Linked DNA regions of Homo sapiens: region 1 is linked to region 2. A link is a loop called in an ENCODE intact Hi-C map of the cell type or tissue named here. Cell type or tissue: left ventricle myocardium inferior. All regions are shown on one strand. Each heading gives the region's core, and the rest is flanking DNA. Links, peaks and the distances in the headings are about the cores only.

Region 1 (16,587 bases), core at 7,609-12,608, 530 kb after region 2:
GTTAGTCAGACAAACTCTAAAAATTATGATTTTTTTTTTTTGAGATGGAGTCTCCCTCTGTCGCCCAGGCTGGAGTGCAGCGGCGCCATCTCAGCTCACTGCAACCTCCGCCTACGGAGTTCAAGCAATTCTCCTGCCTCAGCCTCCCGAGTAGCTGGGACTACAGGCACACGCCGCTACGCCCGGCTAATTTTTGTATTTTTAGTAGAGACAGGGTTTGACTATGTTGGCCAGGCTTGTCTCGAGCTCCTGACCTCGTGATCCACTCACCTCGGCCTCCCAAAGCGCTGGGATTAGAGGCCTGAGCCACCATGCCTGGCCTAAAAACTATGATTTTTAGCAGAATACTGAAATTATGATTTACAGTCTTCTTGCGACATTTGTATTAATACAGCATCTCTCCATAGAAACTAATTGAACGGCAAAGGCTAAATCTCATACTATGGCCAATTTACAAGGCCAACAATATGACATGTAGATTGATCATCAGGCAAATAATTTTATTTCATACTCTATGAAAGTCAAACTATCAAAATTCACTATCAATTAAAGCCTGATTTGAACTGACATTAGGGTATTTACAGTCTTTATTTATCCACTTACTGTGAAATATTAACAGGAAGTGCTACCCCAGGTCTTGTAGTGAATAGGAAAAATTCTGAATTCCAAAACAATTTGGCTCCCAGAGTTCTGGATAAGAGATGGGGATTATATCATTATTTTATAATATTAGAAATATTGATCCTGTCTCTCCATCATGTGCAGATTTTACATATCTGAGTTAACATTAGTTTCCTGAACAGAAGTTTCCATAAGTGGTCAGATTTGCCATTTTCTCATCGCTTTTATCACCAACTATTATTTATTAACGACCAGGTACTCTGAATAGAACACCGTGCTACATATCAGGCAATAAAGAGGGATAAGACATGGCCCCTCTCTTTGAGATGCTCACAAACTAGTTGGGTAGGCATGGGATATGCATGTTTTTTCAAAATATACCGACTCTGTAAATAAATGCTTTAGAATTTCCAACGAAAGAATGATCACTCAAGCCTTTAACCTCCTGGGGGCTCTATGAAGGAAGAGGAGCTTGCACTGGACCTGGAAACATGCACAAGACTTACACAAACACAGAAAAGTGTGCTCCAAAATAAGAGAAATGACATAAACATAAAAAATAGGAAGGCTTATGGTGAGTTCCTAGAAGAAAGGTGACCAATTTAGCTAGTATCAAAGAGGTAGGGGGGTTATTTATATTGATTGTCTACTTTTTGCAGGTGCTGAACTGGAAACTTGAAAAGCAACTGATTAATAAAAAATAGTTCTTGCCCATAGAGAACTGTAATCCGGTAAAGGGAAACAGGTACAGAAATAAAGAATTGTCCTAAAATGTATGTGCTGTGATAGTATGACATAAAGGAGATAGTGAAGACACAAAGGAAGAAATGGTCAAATCTTCTTCATGGATGAATAAGGAAAGACTTCTTAGAGAAAGTAATGATTGAGTTGGGTCATAGAAAGTAAATTAGGCAGCCCAGCGTGGTGGCTCATGCCTGTAATCCCAGCAATTTGGAAGGCCGAGGCAGGTGGATCACCTGAGGTCAGAAATTCAAGACCAGCCTAGCCAACATGGTGAAACCCCGTCTCTACTAAAAACACAAAAATTACCTGGGCATGGTGGGGGGCACCTGTAATCCCAGCTACTTGGGAGGCTGATGTAGGATAATCCCTTGAACCCAGGAGACAGAGGTTGCAGTGAGCTGAGATCGTGCCACTGCACTCCACAGCCTGGCGACAGAGTGAGACTCCATCTCAAAAAAAAAGTAAATTAGACTAATCACATGTGCAAAGCCAGAGGTTGTTATGAAATGTTATCTTAAGTGTATCTATATTGTAAGTTTAAAGCTCTTAAACCAAGAAAATCCTACAACCCCTTTTGATAAAACATTCTGGCATCCAACAACTTTTTACTCTTACAAAGTTCTTTTGTTGTTGTTGTTTGGGGTTTGGGTTTGGTTTTTGCTTTTTTTTTGAGACAGAGTTTTGCTCTTGTGGCCCAAGCTGGAGTGCAATGGCACAAACTTGGCTCACTGCAACCTCTGCCTCCCAGGTTCAAGCGATTCTCCTGCCTCAGCCTCCTGAGTAGCTAGGATTACAGGCGCCCGCCACCATGCCTGGCTATTTTTTGTATTTTTAGTATAGATGGGGTTTCACCACGTAGACCAGGCTGGTCTCGAACTCCTGACCTCAGGTGATGCCCCCTTCCTCGGCCTCTCAAAGTGCAGAGATTACAGGCATGAGCCACGAAGTTCTTTTTATTCGCCACATTAACTCCTCTCTTGTTACAAAATTCATCATACAGTATTTTATAACTTCCAATTTAGGTGTATCATATTCATATTAACAGTCTCTATGTATGAGACGATTAAAGGGGAAAGATATGTTGCTTAAATTCCAATACAGACAACTTTAGCTCTGTGTCTCTGATGCAAAAGAAGACTCGATTCAGGCTCAGTGTTGGCAGTCTGTCTTTGTTTGGCTTTCTTGGTTTCTGTGCTAATAAGGCGATCGTTACTGCTTTGGGAAACAGGATTAACTAAATTCCAGGTGCTCAATATATTCCCCATTTCAAATACAAACACGCCAGGGTGTTTATCCATCAGTCACTGCAAGGACTCCTTGCAGGCTATTTTACTTCCCACTTTGGTTTACTCTTTTTAATCCCTTCCCTCTAACATACTCAGGGACCCTATTAAATGATAGCAAAGATTTTCTTTTCTGGTATATGGAATCTCTTTTGCTCCTGGCAGAATACAAACATGCTCAAATCTCTTTCAATTTTAAGATAATCTTGTTATCTAGCAGCTAATCTCCCCTAACCTTCTTCTTAACAGACTTTGTATATATTTTTAATGCATGACCCATGAAAGACCCATGAGTCCCCATCTTTCCTAAGGCACGTTTCTGATTTTCATGTGCTCAGAGAGACGACCTTCTCATACTTTCCAAGGTAAATGTCTTCTCCTTTGTTCACATTACCCTTTATAGAGAGACCCATTCTATCAAATGTGGAATTATATCATAGTTGATCCATCAAGACAGAAGCCCCACTTTTCATCCTTGGGCTACAACATAATTGCTGGTTCAAAATAGTGCGTCTAAGTAGTTGTCGGGTGAATAAATTATAAAAAATAAAATTAATAGACATGATATTTAATACTACTTTAAACTAATTATGCAAATATTAAAATTTAAAACTCCATTGTTTTGTAAATTTCATATAGCCACTAACAATATGAACTATCTCTAAAATTTTGAGTTTTTCTGTGAAAAAGTTACCTGAAAGATAAAATATCTATCGACTTTTGCTTTCTGGTAACTAAGAATATGGCAGAATGGGAAAAAAAAAAAACCTTATCAAATGAGCACACACTGAAGTGTCATTGATTTGGTATCTCCCAACCTTAAATATTCCAGAAGCTGTTTTTATTTTAAAACAAAATTGTTTTTTCAACCAAAAAATTACTTACTATTGGGCCATCTGCCCATTATCAAGATATAGCAAAGAAGATATTGGGAGCAGAGCTGCTTTCCTAAGTTAGGACATCTAGCAACCTGTATCACTCCAGCTCCAGAAACCATGATATTTAAAGGAAACTTGGGGCAGCTTTGTGCCCTCCCTGGTCCTTTATAGCAGTAGAAATCAGCTCCAGAAATGTTATTTTCTTCCCAGCCTTTACAACTCCTGTACTGTCTCCACACCTCCTGCCTCAGGCTCATTTCATTATTTTCCCAAGAGTTAGATACACTTGGGTAGCTTTGGTCCTATCCTGGCCTCCTGAATTACTGCCTAGGATTAGTCAGTCACACCTGTTTCCCAGGTCCTGATCTGGGAGAACCATCTTAGATCTTGCCCTGGCTGAAACTCACCTGTGGGAATAGAATGTGAATTTAAGTCAGAGAAGAGAAGATCTCAGAACGATGGATTCCTTACAGAACCAACAACCAACAACAACAACATATTTCCTGAGAATTTCACTATTTACAAAGTACCATCCCATACATTATCTTATTTGCTCTTTCTAATCACCCTGTGAGGAAACTGATGGTGATGATGACGACAATGACGATGACAATTTCTCTTTCACAAGTGACAAAAGACAGACTGAAAATAAGCAAGGCCAAACAGCTGGCAAATACTGAAGATGAAATTCAAATCCAAGTCATATGGTTGGAAGTTCTGCATTTTTTTCCTACCCCATTGTAAATGTTCATAGATTGTTGCTCTAGGGACCTAGAAATCTGCTCATGTAGCATGGTATTTACTCCCTACTTCAAAAAATGTAAAGGAAATATTGTTTACCATAAGCTAAAATGAATCTACTTTATCTCAAAGTATCAATTTATTGTCTTTTCGTTTCCTACTATGAGGAGGTCAGCATTTCCAGTTTCTGTCAGTTCTTATTCCATATTTCTTTATTAACTCTGGTGTATCCTAACTCAGATCATAATTTTAAAAGTTCAGATAATTTTCTTCTCGAAGCACTCTTCTTGTGAACCATGTACTTGCATACTGTAAGAAATCTCTAAATCTCTCTATTCAGAATCACTAACATTTTCCTTTGTGAGCATTTGAACAAGGCATGTCACTGAGCTGGACTGATAATATGAAAAGAAATAAAATATATCAGTGACCTCAAAGAACTTGCTACCTACTAAGGATATTCAAATTTTAAATTTAAAAATTAATTTGAAAGTAAGATAGATCATTTCTATCATACCTTTTTTGGTTGCGGAAGAAGAGGGACCTAGTTCACCTGCCAGAAACACTTGAATGGCGAATTTAGTTAAGAAAATATAGGCCAGGTGCATTGGCTCACTCCTGTAATCCCAGCACTTTGGGAGGCTGAGGCAGGCGGATCACTTGAGGTCAGGAGTTCGAGAAAAGCCTGACTAACATGGTGAAACCCCGTCTCTACTAAAAATACAAAAATTAGCCAGGCATGGTGGTACATGCCTGTAATCCCAGCTACTCGGGAGGCTAAGGCAGGAGAATCACTTGAACCCAGCAGGCGGAGGTTGAAGTGAGCCGAGATCGCACCACTGCACTGTAGCCTGGGTGACAGAGTGAGACTCCATCTAAAAAAAAGAAGAAAAAAATATGAATCAGAATGGCTTCCATTGTACTTGGATACAGGTTTAACCAAATATGTGTTTGTTTGATTTTGTTTTTATTTGTCTGAATATTTAGCAGAACTGCCTTACCCCTCAGGCATGTCTGCTAAGCTTTTTAGAGTTTGGTCGTCCCTTGGTGTCCATTGGTTCCAGGAACCCCAAGGATACCAAAATCCATGGATGCTCAAGTCCCTTGTATAAAATAGCATAGTATTCGCATATAACCCTTGTACATCCTCTCAAATGCTTTAATCCATCACTAGAGTACTGATAATACCTAATACAATGTAAATGCCTTGTAAATAGTTGTTATACTGTACATATTATTTTATTTGTATTATTTTTATTGTTTTATTGTTATTTGGGGTGAGTTTTTTTCCAAATATTTTCAATCCATGGTTGATTGAATTCGCACATGTGGAACCCACAGATACGGAGGGCCAACTACACTGCATCTTCAAGCCTCCCACTCGCATATATTTAATTTCTTCTCATTAAAATAACCTTCAATCATTTTTCCTACAGTTAACACCATATGGCCTTAAGAATCAAAGTTAAGTATCGCCTCTCTGAGTTCTCCCTTACCCTCCCTACCTCTCTGTCTGATTTAGATTCTCTCTACACTGCTGACATAGCTTCTACACACAATATAATCATACTGAACTGGGACCATTAATTTGTTTTCTACTTCCTCACTAGACTGGAAGCTTCTTGAAAACATGGGCCATGTTTTATTTTAATTTTATTCATTCAACACAGATAGATGGATAGATGGACGGATAGGTAGATAGATAGACAGATAGAAGATAAAAACATAAATATCATTTGATATTTACAAGCAGGGATTTGAATTAAATTGAATGTGACTCCATGACTCCAAGAGCCATACTTTTTAAAATGTAATATGGTTTTTATCATATTCAATAAGTGAATAAATTCATGGATTGAATGGAATTAGTTATCCAATTAATTTATAAACTCTGTAATTGATTTTTTTCTACTTATTGAACATTAGAATCTCTTAATCTGATGCTGCTTTCTCAAAGCATAAAAACCACCTGTGTCGGCATCTTATAAATTTCTGGGCTTCTTACAAATTTCTTCCCCCAATCTATGTCTATACAATGAGAGTTTTGAAATATGAGCCCTAAGAATCTGCATTTTAGTGAAATCTCTGATGCTTTGTAGTAGTGATAAAGTATGAGAACACTGCCATAGCCTATGGATAGCCAATAAATACTGAAGGTGGAAACAGAAATTACTGGTAAGGCTTATATTTTCTCTACCCTCTTTAAGATTCTTAGAGGCTGAGATAGACCCAGAAGCAGAGGTATCCACACAAAGGCCCCAAAACACAGATGATACAACACCAAAACAGGTAACATCAAATGCAAAAATCTTTTCTACATCATTTGTTATCAAGATGGGCATGGTATATTTAGGGCAGGAGGAGGCGGCGAATTAGTGGTGTGCTGGAATTGGCTTTTATAGGCTTTTGAGAGCTTGCTGCTATTAATAAATTTTCAGGCCTGGCACGGTGGCTCACACCTTTAATCCCAGCACTTTGGGAGGCTGAAGGGGGCAGATTACTTGAGGTCAGGAGTTCGAGACCAGCCCGGCCAACACAGTGAAACCCCGTCTCTACTAAAATACAAAAATTGGCTGGCCGTCGTGGCGGGCATCTATAATCCCAGCTACTTGGGAGGCTAAGGCAGGAGAATTACCTGAACCTAGGAGGCAGAGGTTGCAGTGAGCCGAGATCATGACATTGCACTCCAGCCTAGGCGACAGAGTGAGACTCTCTCTCAAAAATAAATAAATAAATAAATAAATAAATTTTCAAAAATTTTACAATGCAGTTGTTAAACATAGCCATTATCAAAAATTAAATTATACAAACTTATAATTCATTAAATTATGTTAAAATAAAGGCAACAAATATTTAAAACTCATCACTGGCCGGGCACCATGGCTCATGCCTGTAATCCCAGAGCCTTGGGAGGCCGAGGCGGGCAGATAACTTGAGGCCAGGAGTTCGAGACAAGCCTGGCCAACATCGTAAAACCCTGTCTCTACTAAAATTTTAAAAAGTTAGTCGTGTTGGTGCATGCCTGTAATCCCAGCTACTTGGGAGACTGAGGCAGGAGAATCGCTCGAACCCAGGAGGTGGAGGTTGCAGTGAACCGAGATCACGCCACTGCTCTCCAGACTGGGTGACAGAGTGAGACTCCGTCTCAAAAAATAAATAACATCACTACCTAAATGTGGTAAGCTCTCTCTGTCTGTGAGTTCTGCATCCATGGACTCAACCAACCAAAGATTCAAAATATTAGAAAGAAAAAATCATTAAAAATATCAATACAACAATAGGAAATAATATAAATAAAAATAATATAGTATAACTATTTACATAACATTTACATTATACTAGGTATTATAAGTACTCTAGAGATGATTTAAAGTACACAACAGGATGTGTGTAGGTTACATGCAAATACCATGCTATTTTATATAAGGGACTTGAGCATCTACAGATTTTGACACCATCACGTTCCTGAAACCAATCCCCCACAAACACCAAGGGATACCATGGATACCAAGGGTTTACTGTGTTACATAATTTCTTACATTTTTCTTACTTTATTGCTATATTACTTTATTACATTTTCTATTATCTTTGCTTTTGAGGTTATTTATTTCTATTGTATCTTTATGGTGCAAATACTATATACTGGGGTGCCACTGTGCATTTCTTCCCAGTTCTGTGTTCAGCAATGTCATGCTAATAGCTTGAAATCAATCACGATGAGAGTATTTATACCATGGAAATTGGCAAACACTATAAATCAGAAATTGAAAAATATTTCAATTTAATAAATATAATTTATATAGGGTGAGAAATCATTTAACAGTAGATCATATATTGAATTTAGTGACAATAAGTTTGTTGGGAGAAAGACTAATTGGATTGGGATGTAACTCAATTTGTCAAGTCATGGTTGAATGGCAACTATAGGTTGGCTATGGATACAAGAATTTAGCAAAAATCAATGAAAGCATTTGCGATAAGTGACATATGATACTTGCAATTCAGAGTACATTTTATTATTATTTGTAAATTGCATGCTACACTTCCTTTTAAGCAGTAAAATCTGTAATAACTTATGTACACCCAGACACACATACACTTTTTTTCAGAAAATTGGTTGTTAAACATTTATCTGCACACCAAGAGGTTGTGGGAGTCATGTGATAGTTCACCTAAATCTGAAGATCTTATCAGTACTTTCCAAGACAAAAGCTGGAGGTGCCAGCTTTAAAACTCTTAGAAAAAAATTAAATGTACATCTTCATGACCTTGTATTAGGCAACAGTTTCTTAGGTATGACACTGAAAGTACAAGTAACAAAAGAAAAAAATAAATGAACTCAACATCATCAAAATTAAACATTTTTATGTTTCAAATGACTATTAAGAAAATAAAAACGCAACCCTCAAAATGAGTGAAAATATTTACAAATCACATATCTGATAAGGGATGGTATCCAGAAGAGAAAACTCTTACAACTCAACACTAGAAAGACAAATTATCCAGTTTTAAAATGGGCAATAGATCTGAATAGATAATTCTGCAAAGATATACAAGTGGCCAATAAGCACATGAAAAGATGCTCAACATCATTAGCTGTCAAGGAAATGTGAACCAAAACCACAATGAGATAGCACTTCACAACTACTAGGATGGCTATAATACAAAAAGATACATAACAACAAATATTGGCAGGATATGAAGGAATTGAAACCACTTCATTCATTGCTAGTGGGAATATAAAATGGTGCAGCCTCTTTGGAAAACGGCCTGCCATTTCTTCCAAAGGCTAAACATAGGGTTATCATGTGATCTAGCAATCTCACTCCCAGGTATATACCCAAGACAAGTGAAAACCTGTGCACACAAAAACTTGTACATAAATGTTCATAAAAGCATTAATTAAAATAACCAAAAAAATGAAAACAAACCAAAGTCTGTCCACTGATGAGTATATAAAATACGATATATCTGTACAATGGAATATTATTCAGCAATAAAAGCAAAATGAGGTTGGGACTATGCACAGGACCCAGCAAGGGAGACTAAATAGAAGCAGCCGATGAGATAAGGAGAAAACCCAATCCTTGCAACCTCCCTGGAAGCTCTAGGTTTTGTTGGTCCCATTTTACATGCATCTAAACAGAAGCTCAAAGTGGTCATGTTACAAGATGCCTCAGTAAGACAGGGTCAGAATCTAAACCACCGATTATCTGAGTTTAGTTCAGGTTTTTCTACACTTCTAAGATTATAACTGAAGAAAAGATAAGATTCTAAAAATGTGTGTATTGTCACTATAATTGTACTCATCTATAGTTTTAGCATTAGGTTTTTGGCCAGTAATTTACCATAAGAGTTACATCACTAAGTTAAATTTGTCCCACTTCTGCAAAACAAGAAAAACACACATCTACCTTGACTATCATCCCTACTCAAACTTCTCAATATGGTTAAATTGAAGAACACCTTTGGACTCACAGCGCTGATCAGCCAAGACCGAGGTATGTTTCACACAAAGCTCTGGATACAGCTGTGGGAGATGGGCCTGAAGACAGTCCCAGATAAGAAGCATTGCTTGCCTCCTGCTGCAACTACAGTTTTGTGAATTCACCTGACTTCCTCCTCTCCTTGGCTGCTCAGTCCTTTTTTCCATGTTTGGTTTAACCAGTATTTTTCTCACTGTCCTAGCTTTCCTATTTTACCATTTTAACTAGGGTATTGTATATAGTTAAAGCAGCTTATAAACTGACTTAAATGCCTGGGATACAGTAGTATTTAAATCTAGGAAACAGAAATTTAGAGTATTGATAATGGCTAACGATGGAAAAACTATTTTGGAAAAACTGTATTTGACCTTTAAAGCAATGAACATTTGTATATTTAAGAACCAAAAAAGTTTTAGGCAGAAATTCCTAGTAATGACATCTCATTAATAATAAAGAATTTTCTACTCCTTTACAGATCAAAAGTTGTCTAGATCTTTCATCAAGTTTAGTACAGTATTTATTTTTAAATCAAGCCCTGACCTCTAGTGGCTAAACTGAATTAATTAAATACCTCAACCTACTGAACAATCGTAATGGCACAAAAAAAGAAAAGAGCCCAACATTATAACCTTCCTAATATAATGCAATAGGCAAAATCCAGTTCCACCTATGAAATATTTCTGCAAAAAACAAAAATCAGTCCAGAATCTTATCTAGTGTCTAGGTCCAACAAGCAGTTTAGAGGAAATAAAAAGGCAGGTAAACATGTTAGACACCACTAATCTAGAATGTGGAAAGTTCTACTGCACAAAAGAACATAAGAAATGTGCTAGAAGAGAAAATTATTATAGATGAAAACAATTAAAAGTTTTATTGTTATAGATTTAAAGTGTCCTAAGATACTTATAGATTAAAAGTATCATATTAAGCTAATGCTATCTGTGGACCTTGTTTTGATGCTGATTTGAACAGTTTTTTTAAATCGTGAAAAATAGGGAAATGCAAACTGACTGGATATTATATGATACGACAGAACTATAGTTCACTTTTAAGGTATGATATAATATGATTGCTTCTTAAAATTATCTCTTAGATATATATAGTGAACTATTTATGACTGGAATTTTAAAAATTACAGATGCAAAGGCCCTGTTTTTAGGAACAGGAAAAGAGGCCAGTGTGGAGTGAATGAGGGACACAGAGGAAATGAGCTCAGAAAGGCAGTGGGGGTGTGGGATAATTAGGGGATGATAGGACTTTTAATGAGATAGGACATCATCAGAGTGTCATAAAACCCCAAATTCAGGCTCGTGTACCCGACGTGCAGTTGACGCCAAATACTGACACACAGGTGCTCAGAGATAGAGGAAGATTTGATATGGCCAAAGCAAGAAGGCAGGAGAGCAAGATTTTTCAAATCCATCTTAACAAAAGAAGCGGGGGCTGGGCGCAGTGGCTCACGCCTGTAATCCCAGCATGTTGGGATGCCAAGGCAGGTGGATCACTTGAGGTCAGGAGTTCGAGACCAGCCTGGCCAACATGGCAAAACCCCATCTCTACTAAAAATACAAAAATTAGCCAGGTGTGGTGGCGGGCAGCTGTAATCCCAGCTACTCAGGAGGCTGAGGCAGGAGAATCGCTTGAACCTGGGGGGCAGAGGTTGCAGTGAGCCCAGAGCACTTCACTCCAGCCTAGGCAAAAGAGTGAAACTCTATCTCAAAAAAAAAGGAAGAAGCAGAAGCAGGGAGTTTTTATGCAGCCAAAGGGTAAGGGAGTGGGAGTTTCAGGGAATGAAGGGGGAAAGTCTGTTTCTTCAGTCTCAGATAACACCTTGGGCAACCAGACATCTGGGCATCGGCAGCTGTTCGTGAAGTCCTTAGAAGTATTTATTTCACCTTTGTTAACTCACTGTTGAACCCACTGGTCTCCTCACTGTTTCTGAATGTGGTTTCTCCCATCTCTCCTGCTGCTCTCCCCATCGTTTCACTTGTTGACCCCTCTCTCACCTCCTTCAGATTTTTTTTGCTTACAGGTTAATTAGCCTTCACTAACTGTTTTTAAGTCGACATCATTCCTGCCTCTCTCCATCCAGCACTCCCTATATGCCTTTCCCTGCTTTCTTTTTCTTCTTCATGGCACTTATTATCATCTGATAAAGAGAAAGCCCCTGCCATCAGGCAATTGGCCTGATGCTCACAGCTTGGCCCCATTCTCCTGCTGTACATAAACAATTTCATAGACCATCAACAACAGACAAGGACACTCTCAGATTTTGATAAAGTGAGATAAAAACAAGGCCACTGTGCAACCCACAAATTACCAAACACCTCTTTTCTTTTGGCTAAAATTAATGACTGCTGCTTCTTTACCAAGTACAACTTTAGCCTCAATCTAGTCTGTCCTCTCTACACATAAGATTTATTAAGATACCAAATCAGAATTTCCCCTACTTCCTGACAACTTTAAATCCAGAGCAAAGCTCTACTCTTTGAGAACCTGCCCCAAGTTGCCAGCTAAAGCCCAAATCCTATAATAGATTACATTCTTTTTCTGAGCCCCCTATGAGTCCCTATGGTGACTGTTGTCCCTCTCTGCAAAAAATAACAAACCCTAGTTATTCAACCACAGGTGTGTGGCTGGCGGCCTTTTCCTGAAGGACACAGACACATAATGTACTATGTGTTCTCATTTATTCATTTCTCCCTCTAGGAAGTATCTCTCTGAGGGCCTACATGTTTATCCCTTTGGACACTGCTAATGTTCCCAGCAGTTAGAAGCATACCTAGTATATTAGAGGCTCTCAGGAAATAGTTATTAATGAATGAATATTGAGCACCAAGATTGGAGTAGGCATTAGAGATGTGTTAAAATAACTAAATGGGAGGCCATTAGACTGAAGTGGCTCTGACACCCTGGATTCCTACATAAGCAAACTGAAACCTAACGGAATTTTAAACTTTATCTCAGCAAATCACAAATGGCCAATTGGGCATTATTTATATTGTCTTGAATCTTTCACTGAAATAGTCCAAATAAGGCAATTGCTCAAACTTTAACCAGACAAATAATTTCTTTGCTTTCACATTCACCTTATAAAAGTTTTTCCTTCAACCTCTTCCAGGAGCCTCTATTTCTGTGTGAGCCCCTAGCCATTCCCTGCCTGTTTCATGGTCACAGTCTGCTCAAATAAACTCTTAGTTTTTAATGTGCCAAAGGTTATGTTTTAATAGATGCAAACGTGAATCAGAGCAAATCCTGGCGATGTTCTGCAGGCAGTGGCCCAGTTATACGAATGCCTGTTCAATAAGTTTGCCTGGATAAAGGAAGAAAGGGGCAAGAAATGAATCAAATTCTACAGTGGGGACCACTACGTTTCTCTGCTTTCAATGCCTGCTTTATTATTCTTTTCTTTTTCTCTCTTTCTTTATCAGGGTCACCCTCAGGAAAAAGTCAGACACACTCCCCTGAAACCACTGCTGGCTGGAGGAAACAGGTTTAGCATATGTCAATGAGAACCACACATGCTATGGAATTTCATGCCAAAGCTATCAAGCTTCCCTTTGACAGCCTCACTGAGAAAACAAGTCAATAGAGATTCATTAATTGGAATTTAGAAACCTTACTTATTTAAAAAAAAAAGGCTGAAAATTATTATACATTACAGAACAATGATTCTCACACTCCAGGGCACTTAAGAATCCCCTGAGGTGTTAAGAAAAAGAGACTTTTTAATTGAAATAAGTTTCTGAATTTATAATAAAATTAGCATTTTGAGATTAAAGTCTTAAGAAATCTAAATTTATAAACTCATAATTTTAATAAATTGAATATTCACTAAAACACCAGCAACTCCAGGTATTTTTTCAAGCCCCAAATCTTCCCTTGTCGAAACAAGGGAATTAGCAATGCACCTGACATTTATCAGGCATCTTTGTAAGTTCTGTTGCCTTTATTATATAAGGGCTCTCTTGCCTTTATAGCCTACCCACCTTCTTCTTTTCCTTGGATTCAGCTATTATCTTTCTGCTAATTATCAATAAATTAATAATTTTGATTAGGGAAATCTCTTTCAAGTTTGGTAATGTTATGGGATCTTTGAGGTGTCCTTCTCCTGGCTGGAAACCTGTGGCTGGTGGAGGCCTTGCCCAAGTTTTGCTCAGCCCACTGGGCTCGTTCTGCCCACTTGGCCTAGCAGGCTGTACTCAGCTCATGCTACTGGCCTGGATCCCACACCTCCAAGGGAGACAGTGAGTCAAGCATGGAGCAGCAAGAGTTGTGTGTGTGAGCACGGGGTCTGGCCACTGCGCAGTCAGACATGCAGCTGCTGCCATGGGGCGGGCAGCTCCAGATGCCAGCATAGGCGCCGGCTCTCAGTGAGGCTGCAGCTGGACAGGGCGCACCACAAGGAGCTTCCCTGGCTGGCACCAGGGAAAGCAGTGGTGCCTGGAAGCTTGGAGATGCCAGGAACCACAGGGCCTCAAAGAAGGAGTCACAGCCCTGGCTCAGGGAGCTCCCAGGTCTAGACTCCCCAAAGGGCCACAGCTCTCCTTCTCTCTGCCTGTAACGTGGGGAGCAAGGGGCATGTTTCAGCCCTGTTTGTATTACAGTTCTCTTAGCCTTGCCATTTAGTGGGTCCCAAGTTCTTGTCTTGTGACCAGGAAGAATGAGGTACGCATGCAAGTGAAGGGTGAGCAAGATGATGAAGAGCTTTATTGAGCGATAGAACAGCTCAGTCTCCCACAAGGGGCAGCTCCTTTCCTCAGCCAGGATGTCCCGTCAAGTGTTCAGCTCCTAACTGAGAGCTGGTAGCTCCTCTCTGCAGGCAAGTCGTCCCAACAAGTGTTCACTCTTGGCAGGGAGAGTGGCTCCTCTCTGCAGCTGTTCCTCCCATGGTCCAGCTACCAGCAGAGAGGGTAGCTCCTCTCTGCAGCTGGTCATCCCGTCATCTGTTCAGCTCTGGCTGAGTCCTGGGCTTTTATGGCCTCAGAAGTGCCCGCTGATTGGTCTATGAGAGGCCATGGCGGGTGGCCAGAAAAGCCACCACCTCCCACTCCTATCAACTGGATGGGCAGTCAGCCCCAAGCCTTCAGGCCTTCCCTGGCCTAACCAGGGACCTGCCCCCTTCTACCCTCTTAACAGCCTGTCTGCCTCCTGCAGCTGTCCATGGAGCCCAGAATGCTCGAGTCAAGGGGCACCTGTAGGCCAGCACCAAGCTGCTCTCAGCCACCCCTCGGCTTCCCCTGTACTCCTCAGTGCCCAAAGTCCGGAGGGGGTCTAGGCAGCAGGGGGCTGGCGTGTCAGCACTGCCCTGAGCTTGGCCCCAACCCAGCTCCAAGATCAAAGCAGTGCAGGGAACAGGGAGAGGCCAGGCAGGAGCAGGCTTCCCCGAGCCTGTGGGGACAGGGGGGCCTTCCTGACCTCAAGGGTACAGATCCCACAGACGGCCTGGGTCCTGCACCTGGGAAGGTGGGGCTCCTGCCTGCTCTGTGGAATGTGCAGGCAGCCCGGGCCATGCCTCCTCACAGCCTGGGGCGGGGGCTCCAGGTCCTTGCTGGGTGCCTCTCTGCCCACTCCTCTGTGCCCAATCGCGTGGCTCCATCACTCCCCCTCTGGGCTGGGCGACTTGGCCTGGCCTCATAGCGGCGGCCCCCAAGGGGCTGCGGGGCGGCTCCTGCTTGTCCTTGGCTCCCGCTGGTTCCGTGAAGCGTGAAGCGTGGCACAGCCCCGGGCCCAGCTCCGCCTCCTCCCCACGCCCTCCCCACAGCAGCAGTGCGTGGGTGAGAGCAGCAGTGTGGGGCCAGAGTCCCGAGTGATGAAAGCTCCGGGCCTAGGGTCGGGTCCCACCTGGCTGCATGAGTTTGGGGGCAGCACAGGAGGTTGCTTCCGGGACGTGGGGCACAGGGGACCCACCACCGCCACTGCTGCTCCCACAGCCGTTCCTGCTGCCACCCCTCGCACCTCCCCACTGCAGCCGGTGGGGTGGCAGTGGCCTCTCCGGACCACCCGCTGCCACAATCAATAAGTTACCAGACCTGATCCAGCCACAAATTGTCCCTGGTAGGGTCTACCCAAGTGGACGAAACCATAATTAAGAAATACCACTAACTGGTTGCCCTCTGACTGTAACAATGCTTATTTTAGGCAAGCTTTAAAATAGATATGTAGGATCTGGATCTCTAAAAAGAGCATTATTTGTTCAAAGAAAACATTAATACAGTACTGACTATTCCATTTGGTGCCACAAGATGTCACTTATATACAAGCAAACTCTGTATATAAAATAGAAATAATTTTGTTTCAGAATTTTTTGGGTCCTAATTTGTAAGGACACCTGGTCATCCATCCTGGATGATAAAAATATGACTACAAAATGCTTCCTGACCTCAAAAGGCTTAAAAGCTTACAAAGAAGCAGATGTGTGCTCAAGTAGCTGAACACAATTCACAGTATGTTCAATGCAATGCCAGAAATGCACACTGTCTAAGCAAAAATTGGCCTGGACAAAGTTACATAGTCAAGGAAGACTTACTTTAAGGCTATTGCAATAGGTGAGAGAGACCAGAATATAGCATGAACTCAACTCCACTGAAACAAAGGGGAAGATAATTGGGTTTGGGTTTTTTTTTTTTAATATTTGTGTTATGGTAAATATACATAAGATAAAATTTCCCATTTTAGCAATTTTTCAATGTACAATTTAGTGGTACTGAGTATATTCACAGTGTTGTACAAACATCACCACTATCCATTTCTAGAACTTTTCCATCACCCTAAATAGAAACTCTATGTCCATTAAATAATAACTTCCAATTCCTCCTTCCCATATCCCCTAGT
Region 2 (14,440 bases), core at 8,700-13,699:
CATAACGCTGGCCTGAGAAGCCAGCACATAGATAAAAGAAAGTTGCTAAACAGATATGCATTGATTACTCTTTATCCTTCTGCTTGAAATCGGCATTAAATCTAAGGGCAACAGAAAAACCTTTTTATGATTTTATCTCTACTTCATTTTGAATAAAATAAAAATAGCACTTAAGCAAAATAAGTCTTTTCTAAGCCTCAGGGAATATATTACTATGGTAACATGATCCCCAACAGGAATAGCAACACTGATCTTGACATAGTCATAGGATTACTTTTCTCTCTATAAGCCCCAGTAGCATATAGATAAGATGTGCAAAGACTATAAGCAGAAACCCTAAGCTATAATTTCGCGCAACCTCATAATGAAGTTATGTAAAGGTTTACCCTTGAAGTCACTATGCAAAAGAATCCAAAACTCCTTTTTGGACAGTGCATTTGTACATGGTAATAAGGGTACAAAGCCATAGTTGCTTTTTCAGGACATATCAGCAGAACTGAAACTCTGTAAGATGCTCTTTACTTTTGTCGGTAGCAACTTTCTGTGTCTTCTGGCAGCCAAACATAAACAATCAAAAAACAAAAATAACAACAAAAGATCTTGCACCTTTCTAGAGAAAATACTAAAAAGGGATTTTGAAAGTTCAATTTAAGGCCAGGTATAATGGCTCACACCTGTAATCCCAGCACTATAGGAGGCCAAGGCAGGTGGATCATTTGAGGCCAAGAGTTTGATATATGGAAAGTTATTGTATATCATCCTTATACATTTGAGTAATATTTTAGATATGTCCTTTTTCATTTTAATTTAGAGAAGTTCCATTATCTCCCCAGAGTTCATTTTCTGAATAGTTTGAGCAGGTACCTCTACATGGTTTTCTCCCCACAGAGGTGTCTTAATCCTATAACTTTATATTTCCTTCCTCTCTCCGCTTTGTAGTTTAAAACACAGTTTTGCACACAGCCCACTCCATCTTCAACAAAAAATAACTCTGGGTGTTAGCACTGTTATTTTTGGTGTTATCGTACAACAGTTTCTTGAGGTCAATCATTATTCCTATAAAGACTGAAAAGTGGGTATTGCTTAGTGACTTTTAAAGGCCTAACTTGACATAAATCAATACAAATTTTGTAATTTCTATAGTGATACTCAGTTCTGTCAACTTTGACAAGATATGAGATTTATTCCATTTGGACATTTACTTAAAACCTCTCTCCTCCTTCATAAATAAGTCTTAAAACATGTCTGAGGAATTGAACGGACAGATATTGTTAGCTGATTATTCAGCTAAGGAAATTGAGGCAAGGGGAAGTCAAGCTATTTCCCAATGATCTCACAGCTGATGACTGGAAAGTTCAGGGTTCAGCCCAAGCCGTCTGATTGCCAAAGTAACAGCCTCTTTAAAATATACAGCACTGTCTCTCTCTTGGCCTCATGTCTTTAATTGTTAATTTTTTTAAGTCTTTTTACTTTTGCTAAGATCCAAACTTCCCTTTAAACGTTAATGGGAATGTATAAGTATCTGTGAAAGAATGATCAGATAGAAAGATCATAGAGAAAAATGAAAGAAGAGAATTAAGGATAAAATAATCTTTGCTAAGGGAAAGACCCCATGGTACAAACTTTAAAACAAGTTTGCTCAGGGTTTTCCGTAGCTTTTTCTAGCAGAATCTGATCTCAGACAGGAGGACCATAAACTCATTTTAACCTTAAAAAATAAACAGCTGATGACAGATTAAAGAGTTACTACTACTTTTCAGGAAAGGTGTACCTTAACAGATGAAATTCTTTAAAATAATGTCTTCCATAGAGTGGAATTTCAGCCATCATCAAGTAGTTGGAAGATGTTAGAAGGATGAAGAAGAGTGTCTCTGCTGGTCTCTGAGAATCTACTCAGTAGGAATTTTTCAACCCAGGCTTTTACCCTTTCTATGCTGTAGATTTGATGACTTGGAGGAACACCATTCCATAGGCTAACTCCAAACATTGTCCATCTCACTTTCATACGTTTCAGTTGTGTGAAATTAGAAAACACTGCTTGAATTGAAAAAAAAAAAGATCCTAAGAATAATCTAATCTAATTGCTTCATTTTGAATTAACCTTTAAAAACACAGTCTTTATCTTGAGTTCTAAATATTTTATCTCCTCCGGAGATTTTTACGTGCTAAAAAAAAAACAGTAGCTGAAAGCATTTGTTTGGAGAAATGAATAGAAATAAGTGAAAAGAAACAACAAACTCCAACTGATACACTTTTTGTCATGATTACCTAAACCAATGGTTCCAAGTCCTGTCTGGTTTTTGTTTCCTGGGGAAGTACTGATTTTTTTCTTGATTGATGGCCTTGCATGGCTATCTGTATTTTTAAAAGCTCTTTCCGACCATCCTAATGTGCAGTTAGATTTGACAACCAGTGATGTAGACAATTCCTATAACAATACATTAGAGTCCAAATTAGCTGGATGATGGTAAAAAACATTTTCTTCCCTATGTAAGTATAAAGTCCCTACAATTATTAAGTTTAATCAATAGTAAACATCCATTAATCCTACATCATTTGTGATGTCTGTAATTTTACTTTTACTTATAGTCATCAATTCTAAATATTGTGATTAATGGTGGTTTGTCTTTGAAACTGTTTAAGAAAAGGAATAAGCAGTATTTTATAAACACCTACTATTAGATGGGTGTGGTGGCTCTCACCTGTAATCCCAGCACTTTGGGAAAGGCATACTGAAAGTATAAAAAGATTCAGCTTCCATCCTCCCCTCTTGCTCTCCAGATACATGGAATCTGGACAGTAAACCACAACCACAAGTCAGGGCTACATGGAGACGTGGTTTTCTCAGGAGAGAACCAAGGTTTCAGGTATGGAAAACTGTTCATAATTATTTTCAAAGTAGAAGGTGATTATTTAAAACTAATACTTTTTACCATGAAATAAGTAAATAAATAGTTGTTCCAGAATTTAAAATGGAAGGATTTTGAAAATAAATCACAGGAGAGGCCGAGCACGGTGCCACATGCCTATAATCCCAGCACTTTAGGAGGCTGAGGCGGGCAGATCACGAGGTCAGGAGATCAAGACCATCCTGGCCAACATGGTGAAACCCCGTCTCTACTAAAATACAAAAAAATTAGCCAGGTGTTGTGACGCGTGCCTATAGTCCCAGCTACTCAGGAGGCTGAGGCAGGGGAATTGCTTGAACACAGGAGGCAGAGGTTGCAGTGAGCCAAGATTGCACCACTGCACTCCAGCCTGGGCGACAGAGCAAGACTCCATCTCAAAAAACAAAAAACAAACAAAATAAAAAACAAAAAAACCTACTATTTACCATTTCTGTGCTTTCCACTCTTACTAGTAAGTCCAGATTTCCTGTTGTCATTTTGCTGAGTCTGAAGAATTTCCGTTAGTCACTAATGATGCATTCTCTCAGTTTTTATTTATTTTTGCTTCATCTAATTTTTAGAAGAATCTTTTCTATTCAAGAAAAATTCTAGGTTGACTCTTTTACTTATCAGTAGTTATTATAGATGTTGGAAGAGCCACTGACATGTACACAACAGAATTTATTAGTGATAATTCCTATGTAATTAATTATTTACTCCATCTTTTCATATCAAATTTTCTCTAGTTTAGGCTGTTTGATTTTTCTGATTGTCAATGGCCTTTTTGAGTTCCACATCAGGGCATGGACATGGACAAATTAAATTAGTATACTTGGTGTCATGGTTAATTTTCCCAGCCCTCAGACTTAAAGTGAGTGCTCTAGTTTTGGTTTTTGTAAGACCAGGGAATGAAGTTCTTTTCCTTTTTTTTTTCCCCATGGCGATTTAGATCAAAACAAAGAAAACTGGGTCCCTATGTCTTTTTGAGTGTGGTTGATATTCAAATTGAAAGTCGACTCTTAGTTTAGTCCCTCAAATTGCTTTCACAACTGGCTCTGGTTTTAAATCACCTGAAACTTAAAAAACAATCTCCAGCCGCTTTTACATGAATACCCATTTCACAAGAAAAAGTCACATCTCTGTAAATTCCTTGACCTGTACACACCCTGTCAGGGCCTTGAAAAGCCTGTAAATGCCATTGTAGTATCACTATTATTTTTCTCTGAGAAATTACAGAGTACAAAAGCCCCAAGGTTTGAAGCCAGGGAAATGTATTTGTAATTTTCATGACATCAGTTTATGTAATAGTTCCAAGAATCTCCACAAGTCCCAATCAAGATAAATATGAAGAGATCCATATCTCAGCACACCACAGACAAACTGCCCAAACCAGAGATGGAAAAGAAATCCATAGGAATAAAGATACATTGTATTCAGAGGAAAATGACAAGAGAGTCAACTTTTATCAGAAACATTGCAATCCAGAAAATAAAAGAAAAAAACTTATAATAACTGCCAACAAGAAAAAGTCAACCTAGAATTTTCTTGAATAGAAAATATTCTTCTAAAAATTAGATGAAACAAAAATAAGTAAAAGCTGAGAAAATGTGTCACTAGAAACTCTCTTTGTAAGAAATGCAAAAGGAAATTCTTCAAGCTGAGCAAAATGATACCAAGAAATCTGGATCTACTAGAAGGAATGGAAAGCACACAAATGGTAAGTGGCGTTTATAAATATTACTTATCCCTTTTCTTAAATAGTTTAACTGACAATTAACTTAAACATTATCAATCACAATATTTTGAGTTCACAGTTGCAAAAAGAAGTTGCAACCACTAGAGGTCAGACATTTAAATCTGCAATGTGATACTTCATATTACTAAATGCTAAAATCATCCAGTTTTTCTAAATTATTTTCTAATATTTTCTAAATTTTCTTTATTACTAAAAGTCCTTTCTTCTCTAAGAGCTCAAAGAATGTCCTGCCTTGGTAGATAGATATTTTACCCTGTATTTAATTGAACACAAAATCCCAAAGGGAAATGTAATCCAGGAATACAGAAAGATGGAACACCATCAGCAGGGTGATTTTCTGATGATTTTCTAAAAATAAAATATAAATAAGGTAACCATTTGATGTATAGCAGTTGGCATATTTCACAGTACTTTCACATACATGATCTAGTTTAACCACAGGTTAGAGAACTCTGTAAGCATTTCTAGGTCTACCAGGAGTCTTGGGGTTTGAACACCATTTCCCAATGGACACAATTTTTTTTATTTTTCTTATTACACTTTAAGTTCTGGGACACACGCGCAGAACATGCAGGTTTGTTACATAGGTATACATGTGCTGTGGTGGTTTGCTGCACCCATCAACCCATCATCTACATTAGGTATTTCTCCTAATATTATCCCTCCCCTTGCCCCTCAACCCCCGACAGGGCCCAGTGTGTGATGTTCCCCTCCCTGTGCCCATATGTTCTTATTGTTCAACTTCCACTTATGAATGAGAACATGCGGTGTTTGGTTTTCTGCTCCTGTGTAAGTTTGCTGAGAATGATGGCGTCCAGCTTCATCCATGTCCCTGCAAAAGACACGAACTTTTTCTTTTTATGGCTGCATAGTATTCCATGGTGCATATGTGCCACATTTCCTTTATTCAGTCTAATATTGATGGGCATTTGGGTTGGTTCCAAGTCTTTGCTATTGTGAATAGTGCTGCAATAAACATATGTGTGCATGTGTCTTTATAGTAGAATGATTTATAATCCTTTGAGTATATACCCAGTAATGGGATGGCTGGGTCAAATGCTATTTCTAGTTCTAGATCTTTGAGGAATTTCCACACTGTCTTCCACAATGGTTGAACTAATTTACACTCCCACCAAAAGTGTAAAAGCGTTCCTATGTCTCCACATCCTCTCCAGCACCTGTTGTTTCCTGACTTTTTAACAATCGCCATTCTAACTGGCCTGAGATGGTATCTCATTGTGGTTTTGATTTGCGTTTCTCTAATGAGCAGTGATGATGGGCTTTTTTTCATATGTTTGTTGGCCGCATAAATGTCTTCTTTTGAAAAGTGTCTGTTCATATCCTTCACCCACTTTTTGATGGGGTTGTTTGTTTTTTTCTTGTTAATTTGTTTAAGTTCCTTGTAGGTTCTAAATATTAGCCCTTTGTCAGATGGATAGATGGCAAAACTTTTTTCCCATTCTGTAGGTTGCCTGTTCACTCTGATGATAGTTTCTTTTGCTGTGCAGAAGCTCTTTAGTTTAATTAGATCCCATTTGTCAATTTTGGCTTTTGTTGCCATTGCTTTTGGTGCTTTAGTCATGAGGTCTTTGCCCATATCTATGTCCTGAATGGTATTGCCTAGGTTTTCTTCCATGGTTTTTATGACTTTAGGTCTTACATTTAAGTCTTTAATCCATCTTGAGTTAATTTTTGTATAAGGTGTAAGGAAGGTTCCAGTTTCTGTTTTCTGCATATGGCTAGCCAGTTTTTCCCAACACCATTTATTAAATAGGGAATCCTTTCCCCATTGCTTGTTTTTGTCAGGTTTGTCAAAGATCAGGTGGATGTAAATGTGTGCTGTTATTTCTGAGGTCTCTGTTCTGTTCCATTGGTCTATATGTCTGTTTTGGTACAATTGCTATGCTGTTTTGGTTACTGTAGCCTTGTAGTATAGTTTGAAGTCAGGTAGCGTGATGCTTCCAGCTTTGTTCTTTTTTGCTTAGGATTGTCTTGGCTATACAGGCTCTTTTTTGGTTCCATATGAAATTTAAGGTAGTTTCTTTCTAATTCTGTGAAGAAAGTCAATGGTAGCTTGATGGAGATAGCATTGAATCTAGAAATTACTTTGGGCGGTATGGCCATATTCACAATATTGATTCTTCCTATCCATGAGCATGGAATGTTTTTCAATTTGTTTGTGTCCTCTCTTATTTCCTTGAGCAGTGTTTCGTAGTTCTCCTTGAAGAGGTCCTTCACATTCCTTGTAAGTTGTATTCCTGGGTATTTTATTCTGTTTGTAGCAATTGTGAATGGGAGTTTGTTCATGATTTGGCTCTCTGTTTGTCTATTATTGGTGTATAGAAATGCTTGTGATTTTTTCACATTGATTTTGTATCCTGAGACTTTGCTGAAGTTGCTTATCAGCTTGAGGAGTTTTTGGGCTGAGACGATGGGGTTTTCTAAATATACAGTCATGTCACCTGCAAATAGAGATAATTTGACTTCCTCTCTTCCTATTTGAATACCTTTATTTCTTTCTCTTGCCTCATTGTCCTGGCCACAACTTCCAATACTATGTTGAATAGGAGTGAAGAGAGAGGGTATCCTTGTCTTGTGCCTGTTTTCAAAGGGAATGCTTCCAACTTTTGCCCATTCAATATGATATTGGCTGTGGGTTTGTCATAAACAGCTCTCATTATTTTGAGATATGTCCCATCAATACCTAGTTTATTGAGTGTTTTTAGAATGAAGAGGTGTTGAATTTTATCGAAGGCCTCTTCTGCATCTATTGAGATAATCATGTGGTTTTTGTCATTGGTTCTGTTTATGTGATGGATTACATTTATTGATTTGCATATTTTGAACCAGCCTTACACCCAAGGGGTGAAGCCAACTTGGTCATAATGGATAAGCTTTTTAATGTGCTGCTGGATTCGGTTTGCCGGTATTTTATTGAGGATTTTCACATCGATCATCAGGGATACTCCTGAAATTTTCTTTTTTTGTTGCGTTTCTGCCAAGTTTTGGTATCAGGATGATGCTGGTCTCATAAAATGGTTAGGGAGGAGGCCCTCTTTTTCTATTGCTTGGAATAGTTTCAGAAGGAATGGTACCAGCTCTTCTTTGTACCTCTGGTAGAATTAGGCTGTGAATCCGCCTGGTCCTGGGCTTTATTTGATTGTTAGGCTATTAATTACTGCCTCAATTTCAGAACTTATGATTGGTCTATTCAGGGATTCGACTTCTTCCTGGTTTAGTCTTGGGAGGGTGTATGGGACACAAATATTTTGAGTCTCCTGTCATCAAGTGAGAGTCTATATGCTCTCTTCACCTTTTTGCGTTCATTTTTGGTGGCTTCAACCATTAGCATATGTGGCAGAAGATGATGGCCGTGGGTACTCTGACATCAGCTCATAAAAGACCATGCATATTCTGCTTTGTTTGCTGGATCACTGAGCTGTCATATGTCTAACTCCTCTGAGGCCACTGTGTTGAAGAAGCCACATGTAGGTGCTCTGGCTGAGAATCCCAGTAGAGCTCAGCCTTTCAAACATCCTTGTCAATCTGGGGACACGTGACTGAATAAGCCATCTTGGCAGTGGATCTTGCACTGCAAGGGGTCCTAATTGACCACTGGCAGTTATTGAAATCACCCCAGCTATTCCAGTCTTCCCAGCTTAAGCCACAGACATCGTGGAATGGTATGGCTAACTTGCAAGTTATTCCCATTCGGCACTATCTGAATCTTTGATCAACTGATACTTGAAGCGTATCAAGTTGGTTGCTACTTTATGGCACTAAGTTTGGAGTGATGTATCAGGTAGCAATAGATAACTGGAACATCCAGGGAAATTAACTGAGTTTCCCTACCTTCCTTTCTGCTTTGTCAAAGCTGACATGTGTAAAATGTGGGTCAACTTGGGCAAATGATTTATTCATCTCAATTATCCCCTGTGTAATAATCTTGTAAGGGTAGAGGAAAAAAAAACTATAAAAGATTATCTGCCACATGGTGAAAACACATCTTGATAGATGTTTAAATGCAACTGAAAAATTGACAAATCTGTTTCTAAATTGAGGTTCCCCAAATAATCTATCTTGCTGAAGAATTATTAATTCACCACCTCTATGGTTTTATACTGTTTGGATATGAAGTCAGTTTCTCATTTTAGCGGAACTATCAACTCACATCCAAGCAAATGATTTCCTTCGCACACTGTACTTTGTATATGAATTTCAAACAGTGCTAGTATGCATTTAAGCCATTATAATGAATATGCTGCTCTTGTTTTTATTCACCTAACGCCTGCATACTTGTGTTTGTTTTACTTAAAGTGAAAATAATTTGCTAAAGGTAAAAATGCACTTCTGGGTGCATGTGTTCCTATGAAACCTAAAAGCAGACTGGAAAAATCAAAGATTCTTTTTCCATTTAAAGCCCAAAGCTTCCATCATTACCACAGACCTTTTTTTCTGAAAAAGAAACAAAGAATTAGTTTCTGTGTCCAATGAAATAGTTTCTTTTCCACCCGCCACCCCAACCTCTACCCTTTAACTTTCTCTAATGATATCACTCTTTTTGTTGTTCATTATGTACTGAGAAGCTATGACATCCAAACCCCTGTTCAGGTCCCACATGGCCTGAAATCCTGTAACTCATATAATTCCACTTTAACTTATCTAATTCCACTTTCTCTACAAGTATGTGTCCTTGGGAACAATAATAAAGATATAAAGAGTGTTGCACATTTGTTAGCATAAAAAGAAGAGCAGGTCTTTTCCATTTTTCCCCACAGCACTAACAGAGTATCCCAAGATTGTTTTGCATATAGGACAACAGAAGTGAATAAAAACCTTCATCAGATGCATGCCTCTTAGAGAGGAAAGCAGAAACCCTCATGATATATGGAGAGAACAAGAAGAAGAAATATGGGGATAACAAGAAGAAGAAATTTTGTAACTATTCGATTTCTGCAATTGGAAATTCATCACATAATATCATTATCTGGTGAAGTGAAGCAACAAAAGTTATTTTAGATCAAAATATATTCAATGTGTCTGAGAATAGCTGGAAGATTATGATTGAAAAATGAGGAATAACTCAACTTTGGTTGGCACTTTTCCTAGGAAGAAATCTGAAAAGCTTTTCAGACGTAGAGAGGAAGCATATATAGACCCTGTACTAAAAACACTGGAAATAGACAAAGGGATTTTGAGGACAGTGTCGGACATAGACAAATCAGCAGAGAGGATATATCAGTGGAGAAATGCAGGTCTAAGCATGGGACCTGAGAGTATTTCTATTTCAGAGGGAAAGGATCCAAGGAAAGTGATAAATGGTTGATTACAAATTATGGAGTTACCATAATTTAGTCCATTCTTTCAGCAGACCAAATGCTCCAGATGGGATGTTGAAATTTTAGCACTATGAAAGATAGATGGCTACAGAGTTCTTTTAATTGCAGCAATTATCCATCCCTTCATCTTACAGTCTAATCTGGAAGAATATTAAAAGTTATTTGTGGGCAGGAGACAGATGATGAGTAGGGTCTTAATTACATCTCAAACAAAATCATCCAGAACCAAATGAGAGAGAAGATGCAAGCCATGTCAACAGTATCAGGGGGTCAGAAGTAAGGGGTGTATAAATGTGAGAAGGAACCAAAGAATGAAATCAGACTGCAGAAGTGATTATTTCCAATCATTTGTTTGAAGTAGAAAAATTCAGTCATAATTTCTAACCACATGTCACTCTTTTATGTCAGTGTAGAAAAAAACCACAGAAACCCAGATTAAAAAAAAATGAAGCTATTTATGTCTCGGCCACATACACAAAAAAACGGGACTAGATTTTTCAACTTTTATCCAGATTTGGCATCGCTTATTGTGGCCAATATGTATTGGCTGTAGAATATTTTATGTAAGAGTGCATCATGAATCTTCAGTTGACTGGCATTTTGAAACACAGGTAAAATGCCTAAGATTTTTATGTAAGTTTTATATTGATTATTAATTTAATCAAAATATGGTATCTGTGCTTCTAGAAACATTGTATACTATACTTTCTCCACTAGATGTCTCCAGAGAAATGCAAGTAAATACTGCTAATAAAGATACTGTTAATAAGCACCCAGTTTTAAAATTGCAAAAGTACCCAGTTCAATTAGGATTAAATAGTTACAAGGATTGACTATTTAATATGAGAGTGGACCTGACACTTGATAGGCTTTTAAATGATGTGAGAGCTTAAAGTTATACCGGAAAGATGGCATACTACTCGCATTTATTTCAGAAAGCCTTTTGTCTTGCTGCTAAATGAGTTAACATTAAAGAAACATCACCTCATGTCTACTTTGCACTGCAGTTAATCATCTCTTTCTCTGAATATGATTTCATTATTTTAGAAATGTTGGCCAGAAGATGAAGATTTATGGAATATACAGAGGAAATCCGTTGAAGTATTATGTCAAAAGGATGGCGTGAGAGTGCCTACAGTTCTTGTAGACTATACAATGTGTCCAGCCACAAATATCTGAGCCTATATATTTCTTCTTTGGCCTCTTCAAGTTGTTCATTGATGTTCAATTTTATTTGGGCTGTATGCATAGTTTAAAAAGGGAAAAAAACCATGAAATCTAACTTTTGTTTAATTTGAATTCCTGCTCCTGTAGGCTTAGTTCAGCCTAACCTAGTCATTTTAAGAAAACATTTTCCCTAGCTCAAAAGAAACAAAGATCACTGGGTCTTTGCCAGAACTTCAATTTATAGAGCTGTTAACCTAGCTGTCCAGGAAGCCTGGGAACCTCACTAGACAAGATAGTTGGACATGGAAGTGCTACCCCCAGGAAAGTGGGGCACTAACTTCAAGACCTTATTATGTTTTACAAGTAAGTTGCAAACTACATGTAGATTGCAAATAGGCCAGAAAGAAAGCAAAGTGATGCTCAAGAAATGTTTTCACGATCCTGTAACCTATATGTTAAAAAGCAGGGGCTTAGAAATAATTTGGCACAAATAGCTACTCTGGATCATGCAAAACCAAGGAAATTTTTACTTTTAAAAAATCTGCACTTGGCTTGAGTATCCAGGTTTGTTGAATCCACAGTCTATGTCCAATCTTAGACAGTATAGGGCAAGTTTAAGGTTAGTTACATGCTGGCGGCAGTAAGCATGATATTACAATGAGTTCATAGTCTCCAGAGGCTACAAGTCTTGTTACAAAGATCCACTAGATAATTTGCAAACTGACAATACATTAGCATCCCGACAGCTAGAAACAAATGATCCTCTCTTTCAGTCACATTATTTTTCTTCAGTTACATAGTAAACCATTTAGTTTTCATGAATGACTTATATTTCTGGGTCACATTTTGCAACCCTGAAAGTCAGACTTAATTATCATCATTTCAATTTTCCTCCCATCTCCCAGGAAAATTACATGGACAACCCCAGGGTCACTGTCTTTTTCTGATGCAGAAGAATAAGGGTCCTGTGTGAAGAGAGACGGTGGGGGGCAGGGAAGAGAGAGAGAAAATTTGACCCTTGATGAGTGCTCAGAAAGGGAAGAATTATGTTCCTTGCAAGATTCTCAATATCTTCTCTAAAACTTGGACTACTCTTTCTTCCATTATCTTTCTTACAACTGTTTCCTTCCCTTATCCTACCGAAAACTTGCTGAGACTTCCTCCCACTATTAGGCATATAATATCACACTTCTGGCCTGGCCTTAGCTTTTTAAGTTCCAGTGCTATAATCTTTTTATGTTTACCCTAATTTTTTCCTTCTCTTGGGATATTCCCCAACATCTAAATTTGCAGGTAGTTTGTATGCACACCTGGCTTGCATTGTCAAGATCTTTCGTGATGTCATTACTAATCCTAACTTTAAATACTGAGGGCTGCTATTTGTTGATTTTCATGGGACTTACACAAGTTCCAGAAATAATGCTCAGGATGGATAGACTTATGGTCTCTATTATTTGAAGTGTGAAAAGAAAGATTTAAGACCTCTCTTTTAATTGTATGAGCATATATCATGCTTTCCACAAAAAAGCATAAATTAATCTCACCTGTCAGAAGGGAGAAGTAATCTTTTGAAATATGACTGCATTTCCATCTTCACTACTCATTTCATGTAATTATTTGTCAATTTAGACAACTGCAAGAGCCACGATGAATGGAAGCCATTAATACTAGTGCATAAAACTGGTTGCAAAGAACGACTAGGTTAAAATTGTTCTTGAAAATAATCAATAAAATTTTAATTCGTTCCAGGCAATATTAAGAAAGCAGGCAACATGGCAGGAAATTTTGATTCTTCCTTCACTCCTTGTATTCACAATCAGGTCTATCAGTTATCATTCCGGACTGTATTTAAAAATATATATTTTTTTACCCTTGATACTTATTACACAAGTCTATATCTCTTTCTCTGAGTACCTCATCCTTCACCTCCAGTCAAACCCTATTGGATTTGAGCAGATATCAGCTTCATTACAAAAAGGTCTGTAAGTAGTTACATCAGTCTAAAGATGAAAAGTGTGGCATTAGTAGCAGTGTAATCTATATTATAATGTCTAACTGGTCTAGAGTTGAAGACTTTTATATATCCATTTAACCAGGAATGTCCTAACAGCTAATTTAATAATATTGATAGTTTATCCGTCCTAATCAATAAGCAGTTACTGACCACCTGCCATTTGCACAACATAAGAGTAATAGAAAGCTATAATATAAAGCAAAAGATGACTTCATAAAGTCAGAATGATTCCATTCAGAGAAATGTAAATGATAGACTAAACTCTTCCTTCCACAAAGGACCAGGGTCAGAATATAATTTAACTTTTATGCTATCTCCTCTCCAGCTCTTCTTTTGAATTGCCCCTTCATTTTCTATAACTTAATCCCAAGATTTTCATATTGAAATGGCCTCTCGATCATATTTCAGCATTTGTGGTTTCACTGTGTGCTTTCTTAATAAACTAAGCAGCAAGTTGTAGAATATTTTAATATCCCATAGTGAGTTTAAGCATAACTCAGGATACTCAGAATCCTCTCTAGTTCAGTCCAGTTCCCCTAAAGCCTTCCCAATAGAACAACAAGGAGAATTCTGACAAAATCTCTCTACCTCACCAGTGGGAAAAGAACATGGATATGACATTACAGAGGGAGCATCTTGTAGCAAAATGGATTGGAATTACACTTTAGGATGGTGTGCAGCTTGTTTATTCAAGGAAGCTGATTGTGGTTACCATTTCAGCTCATTGTTTCCCTCTGATATTCAGATTTCTTTTATCCAAAGTTTTCTGAACATTTGACATATGCATGGAGTAGTAAGAACGCACATTCCTTTGGCTAGGGATTGCATAGTGTAACATTGAAAGGCTTTAGTTATTCTTGATAAAATCAGAAGAATCATTTTGGCAATGTCCATGTTTCCTAATATGTATTTAATTGTTCTAGTTATCTCTAGATTCGTAACACTTGCTTCCAATATTGGCTGCTTTTCACCAGTGGTTATCAGTAGATGTGCTGCATAGACATGTTCAACATCACATAAAGTGTGTCATGAAAAACAATAAAGCACAAATGTTTTTCCTTTCTGCTTCATTTCAAACCTTAGAGAAATTTGTCAGAGTAGATTTATGTTAACTCTATATGTTCCTTGATATTTGAAAAAGAAAGGAAATGAGAGGTAGCTCTCCTTTTTGTACGATAGCAAGGAAAATATGGACTCTCCTACATGGTTCTTCAGCAAGTTAGAATTCTTATTTCATATCTTACACAAGTTTTAAATCTATCCAGAGTTTGTTTTT

What was found. A loop is a pair of places that touch in the nucleus more often than their neighbours do. Peaks named below come from ENCODE experiments on the same cell type or tissue, not always from the same donor. Only the 100,000 strongest peaks of a DNase experiment are listed, where the experiment ranks them.
Region 1: it touches region 2 in a loop (4-fold over the local background); 53 of 110 quality-filtered maps call a loop at or near these places.

What each region holds. Positions count from the first base shown.
Region 1 is chr13:37,068,608-37,085,194 of GRCh38, reverse strand. No RefSeq gene overlaps it. Among named protein-coding and RNA genes, the nearest start is that of SUPT20H, 17 kb to the right of the region's middle. In left ventricle myocardium inferior, for the core only: a CTCF peak has its summit at 10,303 (motif pointing left); no DNase peak of the experiment used is centred there.
Region 2 is chr13:37,599,241-37,613,680 of GRCh38, reverse strand. No RefSeq gene overlaps it. Among named protein-coding and RNA genes, the nearest start is that of POSTN, 7.7 kb to the right of the region's middle. In left ventricle myocardium inferior, for the core only: a CTCF peak has its summit at 10,686 (motif pointing right); no DNase peak of the experiment used is centred there.